Linked DNA regions of Mus musculus: region 2 is linked to region 1. Evidence: chromatin loops called from intact Hi-C (ENCODE). Cell type or tissue: left cerebral cortex. All regions are shown on one strand. Links, peaks and the distances in the headings refer to the core of each region. The heading gives the core; the rest is flanking DNA. Region 1 has its middle 71 kb from the start of Gm24164. Region 2 holds the start of Epha6 (Eph receptor A6).

Region 1 (2,911 bases), core at 91-2,590:
CTACACCAAACTGAAAAAAAAATGCTGTTGTACCTCAGGTGCTAACAAAGAAATACATATTGTAGATGGTGCCTCCTTCTGACTCTTTTAATCAGTTTTCCTCAGTATTTTCTCTCGATTCCTTACATGTGGAAGGGGCCCTGAATTTTGGCAAGCTTTCTCATTCATCTTTGCCTTTGCTAGAAGAGTTTATAAATGTTGTCATTAGCCTCTTATTTTTAAATATACAGTAAAGTTAGATAGTCCCTAGCCACCATGGACAGTGTTTTCTGGGATTCTTGCCCTAGCTTATTAAATGTCTGAGGAGCACTTTAGCTTCCATTTTCCTGAAAGAGTCCATGTGTAACCCTTTTCCAGCTTTGCAGAACTCACTGTCTAAGAGTACAAAATGGAGGAAGAATTCACATGCCAAATATAAGGAAATACTCCTCATTTGTGGTAATAACATCACTCCAGTGCCATGCAAGGCTACATACTCAGGATCTAGACATAATCTACAGATTACCTACTCCTGGGGTAAACACTGTTGCACAAGTCTGGGTACCTAACGGGTCACTCACAGCTTATCACTTCCCCTGGTAGCATCTCTGAGATAACCGACCTCTGGAGGATTTGGGGAGCTTACTGGCAGCAGCCTGGGGTGAGGCAGCCAGCTTTAATGATTCACTTTCTCCCATGTAAAGACAGGAAAGAGAATCAGCTCAGCAAGGCTGAGAGGGCTTGAAATTGTGTTAAGCAACACTCACGACAATGACTAGATTTGCTATTTTAAAGTAAGTGACTAAATGTCTTCTTCTTTTCCCCCACCCCCCAACCCCTCCTGAAATTGTAATTTTCCTGTGCTGTTGAGTGTAAAGGTGACCGTGCTGTGGTGGGATCTCAGCGGTTTGTAGTCGACAGCTAATCAGGTTGATTCATTTGGTGAGGTGGGCAGTGAGCTCAGTTATAAAACAGAATTGAGTTCTTACACCACCGAGCTATAACGCCATGCATTTTTTTTCACTTCCTGCCTTTTGAAGGAACAAAAAAGTCATGCAGACTCTTCTGAAGAACGCTGTAGATACAAGGTGTTATCGCTAGCAGAAAACACAGTCAGCCGTGGAACAAAAGCCACTTTCCTTCCTGAGTTTGCTCTCACTCTTTCCGTAATGGATGCAGCTTGCTGTTGCTAATGGGAATGGGAGGTTCTGCTAGGGCCCGTCCTGGCTTTCTTGTAGTTCCATCCCACACCTAGTGGACTGGAAAATGCACATTTACTTACTACTAATTGCACCAGAGCAGATCAGTATTACCGACATTCCCCACAGGATGGCATCCATCAGTTAAAAACAAAATGTGCAGCTTAACAGAACTCATAAAAATAGAGATGGATTAAATTTTCTATTAGGTTTTTACAATATTTAGGGTTTATTTTGATACACACTTTAAACTGGACAATAGTGAGGGAGGAGCGAGGATATTTTCTGGGAGCTGGTACTGATAGAGAGCTGGAGCCTGTGGTTTGTGCAGAGGTAGGAATGGGACTCAGGGTGAGGACAGGGATGTCATTCAGTAAAACTTAGCATCGAAGAGCCCCAGATCGCCAGAAGGCCACTGACTGAATTAATTTATTCTCCTCTATTAGAATATTAGTCACTATTGGGAGATCAAACCATAACAAAAGGAGCCTCGTGCTAAATAAAAGAGGGAAACACGATGATGATTTTGAATTGTATTAGTTGAAACCAGGGGATGCTAATATTTCTATTCTTTTATACTTGTGAGTAATGAAAGTACAGTATGTACTGTTTTTCCCACATGACCATAGACATTAATATGCTACCCATAGATTGATCGATCGATCAATTTATCTGTTTTCCTTCCTTCCTTCCTTCCTTCCTTCCTTCCTTCCTTCCTTCCTTCCTTCCTTCCTTCCTTCCTTTTCCTTCCTTCCTTCCTTCCTTCCTTCCTTCCTTCCTTCCTTCCTTCCTTTTCCTTCCTTCCTTCCTTCTTTTCTTCCTCCCTCTCTTTCTTTTTCTATTTCTCTCTTTTTTTCTTTTTTTAGTGTGGGGAGAGGTCTCTAAAGAAGAGGCAATGTATTTAAGCCAGGATTAGAATACCCAGCACTAGAACAAAGGCAGTGACCAGTATGCTACTGAGAAAGAACATAACCAGGAGGAAGGAATGTAGGTCTGAAGCTGTGAAGCCACCTTCACAATTTATGTTGAAGACTTACACGAAGAAAAAGAGTTACTTGTGTGTGTGTGTGTGTGTGTGTGTAAGGGGGGGCTTCACTTATGTGAATGCTCATGCACATCTCTGGAGAAGAGAGGTCAACCTTTTGTCAGAAAGTCAGTCTGTCTGTATGTCTATCTATCTATGTTGTTATAGAGCCTCTAACTGCCCTGGAACTTGCCTTTAAACTAAGCTGATTGACCAAAGATTCTAGGTGACTCTGTCTTCCCACTGCCATCCCTGGAGTTACCAGTGTGGACCAACATACCTTGCTCTTTTAGGTAGGTGCTGGATGTCAAGCTCAGGTCCTTATCTTTACCCAGAACGCACTCTACTGACTGAGCTATGTCCCTAACCTCCAGATAGCAAAGTTTTGTAAGGATGATTTATTCACCTTCCAAGAAAGGGAAGTGTTAACTGTGCAATGAACAAAACTGGGACTGGCTGAGAGGTCGGGGGAAGCTGAGTCACACTTGACACTGTCATGGATGGAATTAGAGTTTCTTGATTTGCCTCAGCTTCTGTCCACTGTGGTGTTTCTGCCTCTGTGGAACACTGGGCAGTGAACATTGCTAATCCCACACAATGAGTACCACTGTGTTCTCAGAAGACAGTCTCCCTTTGTCTTGCTGCTTCTTTGTCCATCACATCCTTGAGATATTTTATGGCTAAACCTGTCAAACACACTTCCCCATCA
Region 2 (2,911 bases), core at 396-2,895, 1.9 Mb after region 1:
GGCAGGTTTATGAAGCACATTATTTTTATTCATACAAAATAGTTTACCATTAACTCTCCCCCGAGAGGAGAAAAGTCGGCATATGGAAAAAAAAAAACTTTAGAATGTATACATGTATGTATACTTGGTAAGGAACCTTTAGAATGTATATATGTATATATTCTTGGTAAGGAACCTTTAGAATGTAATACATGTATGTATACTTGGTGAGGATAGAAATGGACAAATTGATTTATTTAAAAAATGTTACTACCAAGTTGGAATTAATAGACAGACTCCAAGTCATGGCTCACTCTTCTATTAAAAGAATGTCCTTAAGACTGTCTATGATCAATGGTCATGACAAAAACTACCATGTCTTTATCTCTGAAAAAAAAAAAACAGTAAGAGACAGTATCAGAGTATTTCTAAACATATGACAGGTGCTTAATCCTGAAGTTTTTTTTCTTAAAAAGCTAAAATTAATAAGACAGTCATCATCTGCATACACAATACATATTCTGTGACGCTCTACCATGGCGTATTTAAACAAATAATTCAGACAAGGCAAACAGCTGATACAGGAGAAGTTCAGTTCCCTCAAATGTCAGAGTTATGTTGAAACTTCTGTTTCATACATTGCATTTTGCTGTGCAATTGAGCTTGAGACTTGGGAAGTGACACACACCTTTGTTTTTCTTCTTTTCCTTTCTTCGTTTTCTTTTCATTAGAATCACTCCCATTTAATATGATTTTTAGAAAAGCTTCTTACAGTTCAATTGTTTATAACCAACTCTTTCAAATTTACCATTCAAATAAAACACGAAAGCTTGAGTTTAGATGTTCATTTATAAATGTGATACTGATATTATGTTCATTTTTCCACTGAGCAAATGTACAAAAGAATTATGATTTATCATCAGTCCACCAACATATTCGTTATACACTCTGAAATCATTAGATAGGCAGAATGCCAGGTGCTGCACTCATGTAGAGTTTTACCTTACACCTGAGTGAGTAAACTAAATTGAATTTACAAGCACCTATGTCATTAGTTAGTATCAGTAACACTGGAAATATGAGTAGTGAAATCAGATTACCCTACTGTAAACACGAGTATAGGAACTCCATCTTTGTAGGTGTGATTTGCACGCATTTAAATTGGCATGGACATCTTTGAAAACAAGCTGTGTATGAATTCATAATGAGCGTGAGAGTAGCCACCAATCAGAAAGTGTCATTACCCTGTGGTTCCCACTTGCACGTTTCATTACTCTTTTGGATTCTGAGCTTTCCTTGCTCCTCTCTCTTTCCTTCTGATTGACTGTAAGGCATGGACTGAAATCCTTAAACTAGGATCCGAGCCACAAACAGCACTGAGCAGCGCGGAAATCCGAGGAAACCCTGCTTTCATTTCCAGCATTCCTGGTAAAACGTTGACCCTAGACCTACAACATTTAAGGTTCCTGTCACAACTATTCCCGACCTGAACCCTCCACCCACCTGAAAATTATCCTCTGAAATTCGCTTCACTTTTCTCCAGCGTCATCAAAAACCCTTCCTAGTGCTATTGAAGAAAGAAAAAGAAAAAGAAAAAAAAGCCTTACTCAGGCTTGATAATCTGCTCCTCTTCAATAAAGAAAACGATAATAATGTTAACAAATACACTACAGAAAATCCAACGCCAGTGATAAGCGCCTTAACAAACATTGTAAGTTTAACCTGAAAGCATCCTTCAGCTTTTTCCGCAGGTTTAGCCTGCTCTTCCACCTGCGAGCAGTGGAGGAATTTTTGTTGTCTACTAACCCCCTCTAGCGCCGAATTGGCTGCACCCGAGCCACAGCTGCTGTCAGACGGGAGATCGCTCGGCTCCACCGAGCTCAGCAGAGCTCTAGGGCCCTGCCCTCCACGCACCCCTCTCGGCCGGCAGCAGGGCGACAGCTTGGAGACTGCAGGTGGCAACACCACTTCCCATCAGCTAGTCCCGTGCCTCGGCCCAGGGCGGGGTCCCACCAAGTAAGTAGCCAGTGAACCGGCTTAGGAGAGCCCGGACCTGGGAGACAGGGTATTGAGAAGGGGCATCCGGAGCAAGGAGAGCGCACCGGCCCCCGCGGGCTGCCTTGGACTTGACCACGCACTGCTCAGACCTTGGGCTGCTCCCAGCTTCTAGCCCGACGCCACCGCGGAAAGGCAGACTTATCCAGGCCCCTGGAAGCCCCGCACCAAAGCTGCTATGAAGATGCTAATGACCTCCATGGCGAAGTCACCACCTTATGCGGAATGCTAAGACTTGGGGAAGCCAAGGCGCCAGGCACCAGTAGACTTCCAGCGCTCAGTGACTCCTCTCTGTAGCCTCTTCTCTCCCTATGCTTTCCAAGGACTCAGAACGGGAGAGGTGGCCACAAACCTCGGTGGCCAAGTTTGGGAGGCTAGCACTCAGACACGTCAGGGCTGACCACTACCTTCGCCAAGCTGTGCCCCGGGGCCAGGAGCGCTGACCTGCAACCCTCACCCTTTCTGGTAGCAGAAATGTCTCCAAGGGAAAGGTGGTGTCCAGAGCTGAGAGCACATCGTTACATGGGGGAGGGGGGACGCAAGTGCTTGGGGGACTAAGGTAGCTTCCGTGATACCCAATAAACAGCTGCTACGGCCGAGGGGGGCGGCGCAGATGCCGCCGAGTCGGTGGTCACGAGGCGACACTCAGCCCAGGCTACTCAGTCAAGAGGCTGAGTGCTCAGTCCGCCCCTCCCAGGGACCACTTGAGATCCCGCTGAGCCTCAGTCGCTGGGTTTCCCAGACACCAGACACATGAAAGTTCTGGATGCCCAGACTACCCTTACTATCTGCTGTGCCTCCTCTGCTCTGGGGTCTGTAAGTGCCCACTTGGATGCAGAGAGCACTTGGGTCCCCAGAACTGCACCTTCACTACCCG

What was found. A loop is a pair of places that touch in the nucleus more often than their neighbours do. Peaks named below come from ENCODE experiments on the same cell type or tissue, not always from the same donor. Only the 100,000 strongest peaks of a DNase experiment are listed, where the experiment ranks them.
Region 2: a loop joins it to region 1, with 4 times the contacts of the local background. A loop is called at or near these places in 3 of 42 quality-filtered maps.

Annotation. Positions count from the first base shown.
Region 1 is chr16:62,498,883-62,501,793 of GRCm38, reverse strand. No RefSeq gene overlaps it. Among named protein-coding and RNA genes, the nearest start is that of Gm24164, 71 kb to the left of the region's middle. In left cerebral cortex, for the core only: a CTCF peak has its summit at 1,299; DNase peaks (open chromatin) are centred at 729 and 1,253.
Region 2 is chr16:60,605,402-60,608,312 of GRCm38, reverse strand. It overlaps Epha6 (Eph receptor A6), which reads left to right and starts at 2,782. Exons shown (of 18, transcript NM_007938.2): 1 at 2,782-2,911. Gm9017 (a long non-coding RNA gene) reads right to left here and starts at 1,597. Exons shown (of 3, transcript XR_384917.4): 1 at 1,483-1,597. In left cerebral cortex, for the core only: a CTCF peak has its summit at 1,802; DNase peaks (open chromatin) are centred at 1,317, 1,841 and 2,693; H3K4me3 peaks cover 1,967 bases; H3K27ac peaks cover 1,897 bases.